Linked DNA regions of Homo sapiens: region 2 is linked to region 1. Evidence: chromatin loops called from intact Hi-C (ENCODE). Cell type or tissue: breast epithelium. All regions are shown on one strand.

Region 1 (8,000 bases):
GGTCTCACTGTGTTGCCCAGGTTGGTCTGAAACTCCTGGGCTCAAGCAATCCTCTTGCCTTCCAAATGCTGGGATTACAGGTGTGAGCCACTGTGCCTGGCCCTGTATTAACCTTTTAGAAAAGGTAATGGGGGAAGAGAAGAGAAGGGCTAATTTATGAGGAAACTATGTCTCAGTGTGCTTTAATTTTGATTAGTTGATTACTAGTTAGAATAAACATTGTTTGCTTTTGTTACGTAACAACTGCTGTTTGTCTTATAATTTTTTATGCAGTTTATGTATTAACAATATGAATACTTCATCATGCTTGTTTTAAACACTTTTCCAGTTTGCTTACCTTTACATTTTATTTTTTAAAGTCAAGTTTATTGTGGTATACTTTACACACAGGGAAATTCATCCTTTTTAGTATAAAGTTCTACGCATTTTCAAAAAATGTATAAAGTTTGGCAATTAGCATCACAATCAAAATATCGAATACTCCATTACTTCCAAAAATTTTCCCCATGACCTTTTATAGTCAACCCTCCTCCCACCTCCAGCCCCTGGCAACAACCCATCTCTTTTCTGTCCCTATAGTTTTGCCTTTTCCAGGATGTCATATAAATTGAATCATATATAGAATATAGCTTTTTGAGTCTGGCTTCTTTCAATTAGCATAAAGCATTTGAAAAAAATCCATGTTATTTGTATATGTCAGCACTTTGTTCTTTTTTATTGCTGAGTAATATTCTATTGTATGGAATCCCACATTTTGTTTATGCATATACCAATTGAAGGACATTTGGGTTATTTCTAGTTTTTGTCAATAATGAATAAAGCCACTATAAACATTCACATACAAGTACTGGAACACAAACTTATTTCTCTTGGTAAAAATCTAGTGGGATTACTAGATTGCATGGCAAGTGTATATTTAACTTCACATAAAACTGTCAAACTATTAAAAAAAAAAAAGAAACTGGTCAAACTATTTTCCAAAATGGCGCTACCATTTTGTATTCCCACCGGGATTGTATGAAAGGTTCAGTTGTTCTATGTCTTTGCTGTCTCTTGGTATTGCTGGTGTCATTTTTCATTTTGGGTTTTTTAATTGTCATTTATTTGGATTTTTTAGCTATTCTAATAGATATATGGTGGTATTTCATTATAACTTTAATTTGCATTTCCCTGAGAATGCAAAAACAAGCAAATAATATCTAATGAAATAAATATCCTAGAGAAATTAACAGTGTTTGTGAATTTAAATTTGTTGATCTTTTAATATATTTTTCCACTTGTTTTAGATTAGAAAGTTCTTTCTCAATGAGAAAGCAGGAGAAAATTTGGCTATAATTTTAGGGTTTTCAAAAATTATTTGCTCTGAATTATCCACATTTTAATCTATCTGGGTACACATTTATTTAATTAGCTACTTGTATGATGATGGTATCTATATTCATGTTTTTCCCAAAAAAAGGCTGATCAGGTTTTTCTATAACTTTTATTGACCAATCTATTCATCTAATTTACTTGTGAAGTCTCACTTATTAAAAAATAGGAGCTGTTTCTAGGCAATCAAGTCAGTTACAGGTATCTATCTGTCCCTGCATTCAACAATTACGTATTAAGCACTTACTATGTGCCAGGCACAATTCCAGTTTCTGGGACTATAACAGCTAAAGAAGTAAAGCACCTGATTACCTGGAGCTTATATTCTAGTCAGGACAGACAGATAATAATTAAAGAAATTAGTAATTGTGTAATAGTTTGTGTGGTGATAAATGCTAAGAAGGAAAGTAAAGAAACTAAGAAGGTAAGAGGCACTGACAAGCAAGCACCCTTTTGGGCAGGTTGGTCAGACTGACCTCTCTGAGAGAGATTTGAGTAGAAACCTGAATGTATTAAAGTAGTAAGACATGGAGCTATCTGGAGAAGAAGCATTCTGAGCAAAGCCACCCCAAAATGTAAAGACTTCATAATAGGAAGGAGGCTGGCATGCAGGGGAAACAGCAAGGAGGCCATTGTGCATGAAGCTAAGCCATGGAGGTGGTGAATAGAGATGAGGTGAGAAGTGAACTCTGAGGGCTCAGATCACATACAGCTTTGCAGACAATGTTTATACTAAATCAGACATAAAACTACTAGAGTACTGAGCATAAGGTGATGTGATCTGACTTACATTTTTAGATCACCCTGGCTACTGTGTGGATAATTGTTTAATACATTTAATTTAAATAAGAATGAGTCTATTGAAAGAAAAATAATAAGTCAATGATAGTGCAAACAGTACTTGGATACAGTAAAGCTGATGAAGGTAGTATGTTAATGCCCAAAGTGTGGGAAACAGTGGTTTAACTGGTTACTGCTACTATCCAGGCAACTGCAAATTCCTGCCAGATTCTCTTATGACCAGTCATTTTCCTTAACCTTCTTGAAAATTCTAAGAGTTCTCCTACTGATTCCTCAATAGGGATTTCTCACCTTTCTGGTATTCAAGTCTGGTTCCAGGGCTTCACACTTTACAAAATTATTGCACATTTATTATTTCAGCAGAGCTTAAGGGAACTCACCTCAGAAAGGTCTGAAATCTTGAAGTGAATCAAAGCTCTCCCAGCCTCCATCAGTGATCCAGCTGTGTGCTCTCAGGGCACCAGAGAGAGAAGGCTGCATAATCACAGATAAACTGCCTTGAAGGCACATTCAGGCACAACTTCCTCAATTAACAGCACCTGTAGTTTGGGACTGGCATTATCAACAAGCAGTTCAGAGAGTTGTGGTGTGATTCCACATGTGCCGAGGAGTACCATGCTTGGACTGACTACATAAAGATTTAAGTGAAAGAAAATATAAAGTGAAAGAAAAATAAAGTTCCATCTTGTTGAAGTTACAGTTTTTCAGGTCTCTATTACTCACATCTAGACTTAATCCTGACACATATCTTATTTGTTTCACCCTCCTCAATATCAGAACCCTTTATTATGAGCTAGAAGATCTAGCATGCCACATATAATTAGGTACATAGACAGAGTCCTTATAAAATCCATAGTTTTCATTGTTGCCACATTAGGGTAATAGGTCCATGGGCATTTAAATTTTTCTTTTATGACATGTGTCAGATAAATTAGGACTAAATAATAAGGTCAAATTGATTATTTAAAGAATATCCAAAATGTCTCCTTTTAAAATGAAAATAAAATAACATGAATAAGTGATGCCTGCCCCATGCCAGGATCTGTGTGAGATGTGGGCCCCTCTGTGGTGCATGAAGCAAGCCCTGGGCCCTCAGCCAAGGTAACTGGAGTCTTGGGACTAGCTGATTGTACCTCACCTATGAGCCCTTCTAGCCTCAGCCTCCTCCCCATCACATCACACTGTCAGGCTGTCTTTCCTCATCTATTGTTCCTAAAGAACCATGGCAGAACTACAACAAGAGGTTGGAGATTTTTCTTTCATTTAGCACTTAAAATATTTGAAATTGTATGGGATGACTCAGTTCCAGGAAACTTCAAGTATCCTGTGACACTTGTTCAGTGAAGTGTTGAAAAAAGGCCTGCTCTAGGGTCTTATGGAAAGATGTGAGTAAGCCAACTTGTAGGAGGTAAGAACAAAATGTAACTTCAAGAGTGTCTCTTTCATTCCCTTGTGGTTTGCAACATCGTCTTCTCTGCCCTACTCCTACAATGTTCTCTTGAGCCAAGCCTCTGTGTGTTGGCATCAGAAAAGCTCTGCATCCCTGCCACTGGCTTCCCCATAGCAACTGGCTAGCACCCTCCTCCAAATTCTATTTATGAAAGTGTGTGTGTCTGTGTGTACTTTAATTATAAACTCCTTTGAAGGGAATACTTATCAAATAATTTTAAAAGCCTTGATATTAAACACTATTTTCTTTAGTTCTTTTATCTATTCTTTAAGGTTGGCACTGCGAGGCCCATTTTATATATGGGAAAACTAAAACTCAGTGGTTAAGAAACTTTCCCAGGGTCCCAAAGCAAGGATGTATTGAAGCTAGGCATTAATCCCAAATTCATATGATTTTCTCTATTACCTCCCTCAGCCATGCCAGAAAGAAACTGGGGTATAAATGTCACTTGCTGCCAGCAAAATGGAAAGATCACAGGCTTTGGAATCCAACATACCTGGGTTATTTCCTAGCTACGTGACCTTGGATAATAGACTTAAACTCAGTTATCTCATCTATAAAATGGGAATAGTGCCTACTTGATTCGATTGTCAAGAGAACGTAAAAAAGAATTTGACACAGGCTAGATGCTGCAGTAGCAATGACGGCTGTTTAAAATTAAATTTTAATCTTCAAGATAATGGCTGAGAATCTAGCACATGCCAGGCCTAGGCGTTCCACTTGATTTTATTTTTTTTATTTATTTATTTTTAGAGACAGGGTCTTACTCTGTCACCTAGGCTGGAGTGTAGTGATGTGATCATAGCTCATTGCAGCCTCAACCTCCTAGGTTCAAGCAGTCTTCCCACTTCAGCTTCCCAAGTAGTTGGGACCACAGACGTATGCCACCATGCTGGGCTAATTTTTCAATTTTTTGTAGAGACTGGGTCTCTCTAGACAGCCCAGGTTGTCTTGAACTTCTGTACTCAAGTGATCCTCCCACCTTAGCCTCCAAAACTGCTGGGGTTACAGACGTGAGCCACTGCACCCAGCTTTGATTATTATACTTTTAAAATACCATTAAGGAAATATAAATTCATTCCTTCTACAAATATTTATTGAACACCTACTCTAGCCCAGGACTATTTGAGGGACTAGGAATCCTGGAACTTATATTCTAGCAAGGTACTGGTAGGGGAAACAGTAAAGATAACAAATAAGTTAATTATATAGTATGATCAAAGATGCTAAGTGCCATGGGGGGAAAAGAAAGAAAAGGCATGAAGGAACAAGTTGCAGAATTATACAGAGAGGTCATAGCAGACCTCACTGACAAGGAAACATTAGAACAAAGCTTTGAAGGAGGGAATGAGTCAGCCAAGCAGACATTTGAAAGAAGAAAGTAGGTACATTTACTATGGAAGCTAGTGAAATTTTACATTTCAAGGTCTCTAACTTGCAGGGGCCCCTTCAAGTCCTGGAATCTAATTTTGTATTTGTGGTTCCTTAATGAGGATCCACAAAATTGCATATGTTTCAAGATTTTTCCCCACAGGAACATATTTTTTGGCAGAAGAACCAGTTAGAGCAAAGGCTCTGTGGTAAATGTGCCTGATCTGCTCAAGAAATAGCAAGGAAACCCCATGGCAGGAACAGAATGAACAAGAGAGATGAGAGGATCATGGAAGGGCTTGGAGGCCACTTTACGAATTTTGATTTTTATGAGGGGTCATAAGAGCTTGAGGCAGAGTTGCGATATGATCTGACTTACATTTCAAAACATTGCATATTGGGATCAGACTTAAGAGAAGCCAGGGCAGAGCACAGGAATTGTTGGGGGCCATGGCAGTAATCCAGGAGGGAGAGATGATGGTGGCTTGGACCAGTATGGAGGCAATGACAGTGGTGAGAAGTAGCTGGATTCTGGATATTTTGAAGGTCAAGTCAACAGGACTTGACTGATGGATCAGATGTGGGTTGTGAAGACAGATGAGTATTAAAAGTGATGAGACAGCATGAGGTCACCAACAAAGTGAGCCTAAAGGAGAAAAGAGGACCAAGTTCTAAGGCAGGAGGCATGCAAACCTTTCAAGAAAAGAGTTTGGAGACATTATCCTTATATGTGATTGAAGTCACTATTTCAGGTAAAGGTATATTGAGATTTAATTCATTCAGTATTATAACTTTACTATACAGATTGTTTAATTAAATTAAGCTAAACTGTAGTGTGTATGAGGCTCAATATTCCCTCTCCCACTCTGTGAAATTTAACTGAGAAAATGTATTACATTAGGTCAAGGAATTCGAGTCTACAGACAAGGGTTCTAGTACCAGTTATACTGATGATAGGACTGCACGCCAGTCATTCAAACCGTCTGTTCTCAATTGCCTCATCAGTGAGATGTGAATTGGAACAAATGTTCCTTCTTTTACTGCATTGATGTTCTTCATCTTGAGATGAGTCTGTACCCGATCATTTTGTTTTGTTTTGTTTTGTTCTTGCTATGGTGTAAGGAAGATAATTTTGAGCAAAGGCAACTTGAGTGCTTTATTTCTCTCCTTCACACCCATGTTGGTCTGTAAGGGAAGGTCACACACTGAACCGAATGCTTCAAGCAAAACTGAGTCAAAATATAATCCCCTGTCTCTTTGCAGGATTCCTCCGACAATATACAGTGAAGCTCCTGAAGTTCAATGCAATAAGAAGTGCTTCATTGGCGTGGCAAAGTGGGAACCTCCTGCAGGTATTTCATCAGATTTTTGCCATTAAAGAGAGTACAAGGCTGAAACCAGAGGCAGCAGCTCTTAACTGTGTTGGATCATGAACCCCCTTGAGAGTCTGATGCAACTACTCCTCTATCAGGTCAACAGGGAAAATCATCATGACCACCAAATCTTAGAAATGGAACGAACCCTCATTCTTTTTTTTCTTTTTTTTTTGAAACAGAGTCTCGCTCTGTAGCCCAGGCTGGAGTGCAGTGGCTCAATCTTGGCTCACTGCAAGCTCCGCCTCATTCTCTTGCCTCAGCCTCCCGAGTAGCTGGGACTACAGGCGCCTGTCACCAAGCCTGGCTAATTTTTTGTATTTTTAGTAGAGACGAGGTTTCATCGTGTTAGCCAGGATGGTCTTGATCTCCTGACCTCGTGATCCGCCCACCTCGGCCTCCCAAAGTTCTGGGATTACAGGCGTGAGCCACCGTGCCTGGCCAGAACCCTCATTCTTTAATAAATAAGGAGGCTGAAAATAGAGGTTAAGAGACTTGCCCTAGCGCTTGCTGTTAGTAAGTAATGACTGCAAGCCTAAAATCTAGGTCTTGACTCTCAATGTTCTTTCTTTTATATGACATTGCTTGGTAAATTTCATATTTCCCGTATTTTTGCTACAAAACTAGTTTCCTTTTTTGGTCAGTGGGTGAGGGGCTATGTTTTGTTCTTAACAGCATTATTGAGATGTAACTCACATACCATAAAATTAGACCATTTAAAATGTAGCATTCAATGGTTTTTAGTGTTTTCAAGTTGTGCAAACATTGCCACTATCTAATTTTAGAAACTTTTTTCTCCTACACAAGGAAATGCCATACGTATTAGCAGTCATTTCCATTCTTTCTACCCCCGGCCCTAATCTACTTTCTGTCTCTGTGGCATTTTTTATTCTGGGGATTTCATATAAATTGAATCATATAATATGTGGTCTTTTGTGATTGGCTTATTTCACTTAGCATAATGTTTTCAAGGTTCATCCACATTGTAGCATGCATCAAACCTCCTTTTCATTGCCAAATAATATTCCATTACATAGAGTGTTTTGATAACCTTTTGGTAAACAAATGACAGACCTTTGGGTTTTGTCCACTTTTTGACTATTATGAATAATGAAGCTATAAACACTTGTATACAAGTTCTTGTGTGAACATGTTTTCATTTCTTTTTGTATATGTCTAGGAGAATTGTTGGGTCATGTAATAACTTATGTTTAACATTTTGAGGAATTGGCAAACTGTTTTCCGAAGGGGCCACATCATTTTACATTCCTACCAGCAATGTATACAGGTTCCAATTTCTCCCCATCCTTGCCAACAGCTGTTATTTTTAAATTATTTATCATCATCATTATTTTTATTATTATAGCTGTCCTAGTAAGTGTGAAGGGGTGATACATGTGGTTAGTGGCTACCATATTAGACAAAGCAGAGTCGGGGCTAAAATGAAATTAAAAATCCACATCATACATTCTACACTAATTTTTTTCAAGCCAACACTTACTGAACTTTTACTATGTGGCAGTTACTATACTAAGCATTATCTTGGATTATCTCATTTCATTCTCACAATATATGATGGAATAAGTACTGTTACTGGCTATAAGGGAAATGGCTGCACTTTAGTCAGGAGTAGG
Region 2 (8,000 bases), 360 kb after region 1:
ACTGGCAAATTGGATCAAGAGTCAAGACCCATCAGTGTGCTGTATTCAGGAAACCCATCTCACATGCAGAGACACACATAGGCTCAAAATAAAGGGATGGAGGAAGATCTACCAAGCAAATGGAAAACAAAAGAAGGCAGGAGTTGCAATCCTAGTCTCTGATAAAACAAACTTTAAACCAACAAAGATCAAAAGAGACAAGGCCATTACATAATGGTAAAGGGATCAATTCAACAAGAAGAGCTAACTATCCTAAATATATATGCACCCAATACAGGAGCACCAAGATTCATAAAGCAAGTCCTTAGAGACCTAGAAAGAGACTTAGACTCCCCCACAATAATAATGGGAGATTTTAACACCCCACTGTCAACATTAGACAGATCAATGAGACAGAAAGTTAACAAGGATATCCAGGAATTGAACTCAGCTCTTCACCAAGCAGACCTAATAGACATCTACAGAACTCTCCACCCCAAATCAACAGAATATACATTCTTCTCAGTCAGCACCACACTGCACTTATTCCAAAATTGACCACATAGTTGGAAGTAAAGCACTCCTCAGCAAATGTACAAGAACAGAAATTATAACAAACTGCCTTTCAGACCACAGTGCAATCAAACTAGAACTCAGGATTAAGAAACTCACTCAAAACTGCTCAACTATATGGAAACTGAACAACCTGCTCCTGAATGACTACTGGGTACATAATGAAATGAAGGCAGAAATAAAGATGTTCTTTGAAACCAACGAGAACAAAGACACAACATACCAGAATCTCTGGGACACATTCAAAGCAGTGTGTAGAGGGAAATTTATAGCACTAAATGCCCACAAGAGAAAGCAAGAAAGATCTAAAATTGACACCCTAACATCACAATTAAAAGAACTAGAGAAGCAAGAGCAGACACATTCAAAAGCTAGCAGAAGGCAAGAAATAGATGAGAGCAGAACTGAAGGAAGTAGAGACACAAAAAACCCTTCAAAAAATCAATGAATCCAGGAGCTGGTTTTTTGAAAAGATCAACAAAATTGATAGACCCCTAGCAAGACTAATAAAGAAGAAAAGAGACAAGAATCAAATAGACGCAATAAAAAATGGTAAAGGAGATATCACCACTGATCCCACAGAAATACAAACCACCATCAGAGAATACTATAAACACCTCTATGCAAATAAACTATAAAATCTAGAAGAAATGGATAAATTCCTCAACACATACACCCTCCCAAGACTAAACCAGGAAGAAATTGAATCTCTGAATAGACCAATAACAGGCTCTGAAATTGGGGCAATAATGAATAGCTTACCAACCAAAAAAAGTCCAGGACCAGATGGATTCACAGCCGAATTCTACCAGAGGTACAAGGAGGAGCTGGTACCATTCCTTCTGAAACTATTCCAATCAATAGCAAAAGAGGGAATCCTCCCTAACTCATTTTATGAGGCCAGCATCATCCTGATACCAAAGCCTGGCAGAGACACAACAAAAAAAGAGAATTTTCGACCAATATCCCTGATGAACATCAATGCAAAAATCCTCAGTAAAATACTGGCAAACCATATCCAGCAGCACATCAAAAAGCATATCCACCATGATCAAGTGGGCTTCATCCCTGGGATGCAAGGCTGGTTCAACATATGCAAATCAATAAACATAATCCAGCATATAAACAGAACCAATGACAAAAACCATATGATTATCTCAATAGATGCAGAAAAGGCATTTGACAAAATTCAACAACCTTCATGCTAAAAACTCTCAATAAATTAGGTATTGATGGGACATATCTCAAAATAATAAGAGCTATCTATGACAAACCCACAGCCAATATCATGCTGAATGGGCAAAAACTGGAAGCATTCCCTTTGAAAACTGGCACAAGACAGGGATGCCCTCTCTCACCACTCCTATTCAACATAATGATGGAAGTTCTGGCCAGGGCAATCAGGCTGGAGAAGGAAATAAAGGGTATTCAATTAGGAAAAGAGCTCTTTAGTTTAATTAGATCCCATTTGTCAATTTTGTCTTTTGTTGCCATTGCTTTTGGTGTTTTGGACATGAAGTCCTTGCCCATGCCTATGTCCTGAATGGTAATGCCTAGGTTTTCTTCTAGGGTTTTTATGGTTTTAGGTCTAACGTTTAAGTCTTTAATCCATCTTGAATTGATTTTTGTATAAGGTGTAAGGAAGGGATCTAGTTGGGAAAAGAGGAAGTCAAATTGTCCGTGTTTGCAGATGACATGATTGTGTATCTAGAAAACCCCATTGTCTCAGCCCAAAATCTCCTTAAGCTGATAGGCAACTTCAGCAAAGTCTCAGGATACAAAATCAATGTGCAAAAATCACAAGCATTCTTATACACCAATAACAGACAGAGAGCCAAATCATAAGTGAACTCCCATTCACAATTGCTTCAAAGAGAATAAAATACCTAGGAATCCAACTTACAAGGGATGTGAAGGACCTCTTCAAGGAGAATTACAAACCACTGCTCAAGGAAATAAAAGAGGATACAAACAAATGGAAGAACATTCCATGCTCATGGGTAGGAAGAATCAATGTCATGAAAATGGCCATACTGCCCAAGGTAATCTATAGATTCAATGCCATCCCCATCAAGCTACCAATGACTTTCTTCACAGAATTGGAAAAAACTACTTTAAAGTTCATATGGAACCAAAAAAGAGCCCGCATCGCCAAGTCAATCCTAAGCCAAAAGAACAAAGCTGGAGGCATCACGCTACCTGACTTCAAACTATACTACAAGGCTACAGTAAACAAAACAGCATGGTACTGGTACTGAAATAGAGACATAGACTAATGGAACAGAAGAGAGCCCTCAGAAATAACGCCGCATGTCTACGACCATCTGATCTTTGACAAACCTGACAAAAACAAGAAATGGGGAAAGGATTCCCTATTTAATAAATGGTGCTGGGAAAACTGGCTAGCCATATGTAGAAAGCTGAAACTGGATCCCTTCCTTACACCTTATACAAAAATTAATTCAAGATGGATTAAAGACTTAAATGTTGGACCTGAAACCATAAAAACCCTAGAAGAAAACCTAGGCAATACAATTCAGGACATAGGCATGGGCAAGGACTTCATGTCTAAAACACCAAAAGCAATGACAACAAAAGGCAAAATTGACAAATGGGATCTAATTGAACTAAAGAGCTTCTGCACAGCAAAAGAAACTACCATCAGAGTGAACAGGCAACCTACAAAATGGGAGAAAATTTTTGCAATCTACTCATCTGACAAAGGGCTAATATCCAGAATCTACAAAGAACTCAAACAAATTTACAAGAAAAAAACAAACAACCCCATCAAAAAGTGGGCGAAGGATATGAACAGACACTTCTCAAAAGAAGACATTTATGCAGCCAAAAGACACGTGAAAAAATGCTCATCATCACTGGCCATCAGAGAAATGCAAATCAAAACCACAATGAGATACCATCTCACACCAGTTAGAATGGCAATCATTAAAAAGTCAGGAAACAACAGGTGCTGGAGAGGATGTAGAGAAATAGCAACACTTTTACACTGTTGGTGGGAGTGTAAACTAGTTCAACCATTGTGGAAGTCAGTGTGGCTATTCCTCAGGGATCTAGAACTAGAAATACCATTTGACCCAGCAATGCCATTACTGGGTACATACTGAAAGGATTATAAATCATGCTGCTATAAAGATACATGCACATGTATGTTTATTGCGGCACTATTCACAATAGCAAAGACTTGGAACCAAGCCAAATGTCCAACTATTATAGACTGGATTAAGAAAATATGGCACATATACACCATGGAATACTATGCAGCCATAAAAAAGGATGAGTTCATGTCCTTTGTAGGTACATGGATGAAGCTGGAAACCATCATTCTCAGCAAACTATCACAAGGACAAAAAACCAAACACCGCATGTTCTCACTTATAGGTGGGAATTGAACAATGAGAATACATGGACACAGGAAGGGGAACATCACACACACGGGGGCCTGTTATGGGGTCGGAGGAGGGGGGAGGGATAGCATTAGGAGATATACCTAATGTTAAATGACGAGTTAATGGGTGCAGCACACCAACATGGCACATGTATACACATGTAACTAACCTGCACGTTGTGCACATGTACCCTAAAACTTAAAGTATAATAAAAATAAATAAATAAATAGTGAAAAAATAAAACAGATTTTAGTTTAAATGAGTTATTAATTTGTTATTTAAAAGATTAATATATCATTCACCGAGGCCAAATGAGACACTTGATTGTAATTTATATAAGGACAAATTTATATGTAATATATATAAGGACAAATATATCTTAATGATATTTGTACACTGAATCTAAGCAGATAAAATAATATTATATTTTAATAAAATAATTTAAATAAACTTAATTTAAATAATTTAAACAGTGAGTAAAATAATTTAAAATAGTGAAAAATAAAATAATTTAAAATAGTGAAAAAATAAGACAGGTGTTAGTTTAAATGAGTTATTAATTTGTTATTTAAAAGATTAATTTTTCATTCACCAAGGCCAAATGAGGCACTTGTTATTTATATAAGGACAAATAAATATATCTTAATGATATTTGTACACTGAATCTAACTAGTGTGAAACCTAGCTACAAATAGAGTAGGTGTTTAATAAGTGTCTATTGAAATAAAATAACAAATAAGAAAGTTACATTTTAATGCCAAGACACATACCAGATAATATCAATGAAAACTGCAGAACTATTTTTTGTTTCATGTACTGTATTTTAATCTTAGGCACTTAATTCTAAACATATTTGCAGGCACTCTTATTTCTAAAGTCTGCGAAGTTTTATTCATTCTTTCAGTGATTATTTTTTAATCAACTTCCATGTCTCAAGCACTATAACAGATAAGGTTCCTGTTCTCATGAAACTTACATTCTAGTAAGTTTACATTGAAATGATTCAATGAGTGTAAAGCACTTAGGGTATAGTACCTGGTACATAGTAAGTATTCCACATTTATTAGCTATGATGATGATGATGGAAGACACCCATATATAGATGCTATTCGAAGCCATGAAACTAGATGAAATTATCTTGGGAGATAATGCAGCTAGAGAAAAGGGCTAGGGGCTGAGCTCCTTGTGCTTCCCAGCATTTAGAGTGAATCTAAGATTAAGAATAATCAACAGAACCTGAGAAGATAGCCAGAATATTGCCAAGAGAGAGAAAATAACTGGGTCACATGCTGCGTAATATTTGAATTCGATAAGAACAGAGAATTAAATTTTGAAATTGCCAATATAGACCATCATTCATCACCTTGAAAAGAGCTGTTTCTGTGGAGGAGTGAAAAAGAAAGCTCAATTGGAATGGATAGAAAAGAGACTGAGGAAAAGGCAAATCATAAAAGGAGAGTCATGAATGGCCAAGAAGTATAAGGTGAGGTGCTCAGCTCCAAAAGGAAGCAGAGAACTGCAAGTTAAACCAGAGACACTACTTTGTATTCTTCATATTGGCAAAAATTAGAAAAATAGCTGTTTCTAATGAATATTAGCTGCTTCTAATAAATGTTATAAAGCAGGAGCCTTTATTCAGTGAAGTAGGAATGTAAGCTAGTGCCTCCATTTTGGGAACCATTTGGCAGTATTTATGTGTATTCCTATGATCTCATACTTAATACCTAATACCGCCCTGGAGACATACTGCAGACAAATTGTCCTATAAGTACACAACAAGATGGGTAAAAAACTTTCATTGTAGGATTATTTATGGTGACAAGGTTTCAGGTAACCTAGGTTCTATCACTATGGTACTGGATAAGTAAAATGTGGTATGTGCACATGATGAAATATTATGTATCAGTCAGAGCAGAGTGAATCATATCTACATGTAGCTACATGGATAGGTCTCAAAAAACATAATATTGACTAAAAAGAATAAGAGTCAAAATGAGACTTGTAGTTTAACTTGATTTGTGTAATTTTTAAAACACCTTCAAAACGAATAATTTTTTCACATGTTAAGATGCAGGTTAGAAGGTATACATTAAATTCACAAGCATAAATGCTCTCTAGAATGGATCATTCCCAAATGAAAATGAACATCTCAGTTTCACCCATATTAAAAACGAAACAAAACTGACAACGCTCCTTGTTACCATATTCACCTCCAGCTGCAATTCAGTTTTTCTGCTCCCTATTCATGGAATCAAATGGGGTGTCTTTAATTGCTGTTTCAAACATTATCTCCTCCCCACTACCCTCCAAAAAGCTTTCTTGCCCTTTTTTGTTTGTTTTCTTTTGTACCTTGGGCACATAGAACAGAGTTGATTAGACTCTGTAGTACAAAACATGCTATCATCCTTGACCCGTGCCAGCAACGCCCCCCTCTAATTAATATACCTATAAATTTTTCTAACAGAAAAATAGAATAATACAACATGTATGTGTTCCCATCATCCATAGTTAACAAGTTTTAAAATTTTGCCATAGTTGCACTATAGATTGTTAAAGAAGAAAAAGACAATTAACACTTCCATTTTTACTCCTCCCCATACAAAGATAGCTACTGGTGACACCAGGTCCAAGTGCAAAAACAGCATATCCTCAAGGTGAGAAGTGATGAGATTCAGGGCAGAAGTGGAAGAGTAGCCTTCATGCCACCACCAATGATAATAGCTAACATGTGCGTGTTACTCCCAATGTGCCTGCAACTATTCCCCTTCTTTACATACATTAAGTAATTTAATTATCAGAACAGTCCTGTATGATAGTGACTATTTTACAGATAATGAAACTGGAGTTAACAGTTAACAGGAAGCAGAGCCAGGATTTGAAATTAGGCAGTCTGGCACTCTAAAGAGCTCCTGCATGACACCTTTAAACTATCCTGTCACAGACAAGTGTTGAGTTCTTGTTTTTCCTTGTCTTCAATTACCTATACAATAAAAAAGTACAGCCTTCTATTTTACATTAAAAAAAAAATTTCCCTGATCTCTGGGTGCCAGTTCATCTGCCTGCTTGTTCTTCCATTATGCTACTTTAACCTGGAATCATTTTCCTCCACATAGCACTTTGAACCAGATTTTTAAATGTTTTGCGTTTCCTTTATCCAGTAAGTTTTAAGCTTGAAATAACTTTCCACTATATAGGTTTTAGTTACTGTTTTCTCAAACATTATACTAACTTAATGTGCCCTCCAAGTGACTATGAAGTTTTATATCAGCCTATAAAATAGCTAATTATGAATACCTTTTATATTTGTAGTTTCTAGAAACCTGTAGGGATAGCAGGATTCTCTTAAATGACTGATTATCCCAAATCTGATGCCTGTGTAATGCTATCCAGCAAACAGCTGGCTTCATATGAAGAGAGGTTAAGAACTCTTTCTGTCTTGTTCATTTAAAATCATTTACTTCTTATTTAATATCTGCAAAGAACACAGTCACATCATAGTAGAATTTACTGTTGTAAATTTTTTATTGTTTCCATGGGTTCTGCCTTACATCTGCATGGTGTTTAAAGCCAATGCTTCCTTTATTTTTGTAGGCATTTAGGGCCTTGTTCCTCATAATCCAATGTCATGCTGAGTGACAGAAAATTAAAGTCGAATTTCTTTAACTATAGAGAAGGACTGGGCAGAACAATAATACACTTATTTAACAACTCCTTGCCTCAGAAACTGAAGGAGCTGTTTTGTGCAGGTGGCTTAATCTCTCTGCAGCTTATCCTAATGGTGTTTCTTTATTTATTAAGGACAGGAACTGGGCACTCTGCTTCTAAAAACAAAAGGACCAGACTAGTCTACCAGAACCTATAGTGAACTAGTAGGATGTTTATATTTCATTCAGAAGAGCAAAGCTTTGAATTAGCTGCCATTTTTACTGTCTATTATTCTACTAATTCTCAGGTAATTGAGAATTAACTGCATAAAATTACATATCAAGTACCAGTTCTTTGAAGTTCATTTTAAGATAAGTCTTCCTTTTAATTTATAGC

What was found. Peaks named below come from ENCODE experiments on the same cell type or tissue, not always from the same donor. Only the 100,000 strongest peaks of a DNase experiment are listed, where the experiment ranks them.
Region 2: a loop joins it to region 1, with 17 times the contacts of the local background. A loop is called at or near these places in 1 of 110 quality-filtered maps.

The regions. Positions count from the first base shown.
Region 1 is chr3:156,612,402-156,620,401 of GRCh38, forward strand. No RefSeq gene overlaps it. Among named protein-coding and RNA genes, the nearest start is that of TIPARP, 58 kb to the right of the region's middle. In breast epithelium, no CTCF peak of the experiment used is centred here; DNase peaks (open chromatin) are centred at 3,297 and 3,690.
Region 2 is chr3:156,968,325-156,976,324 of GRCh38, forward strand. The region is part of intron 6 of LEKR1 (leucine, glutamate and lysine rich 1); the gene reads left to right. Among named protein-coding and RNA genes, the nearest start is that of LINC02029, 110 kb to the right of the region's middle. In breast epithelium, no CTCF peak of the experiment used is centred here; no DNase peak of the experiment used is centred here.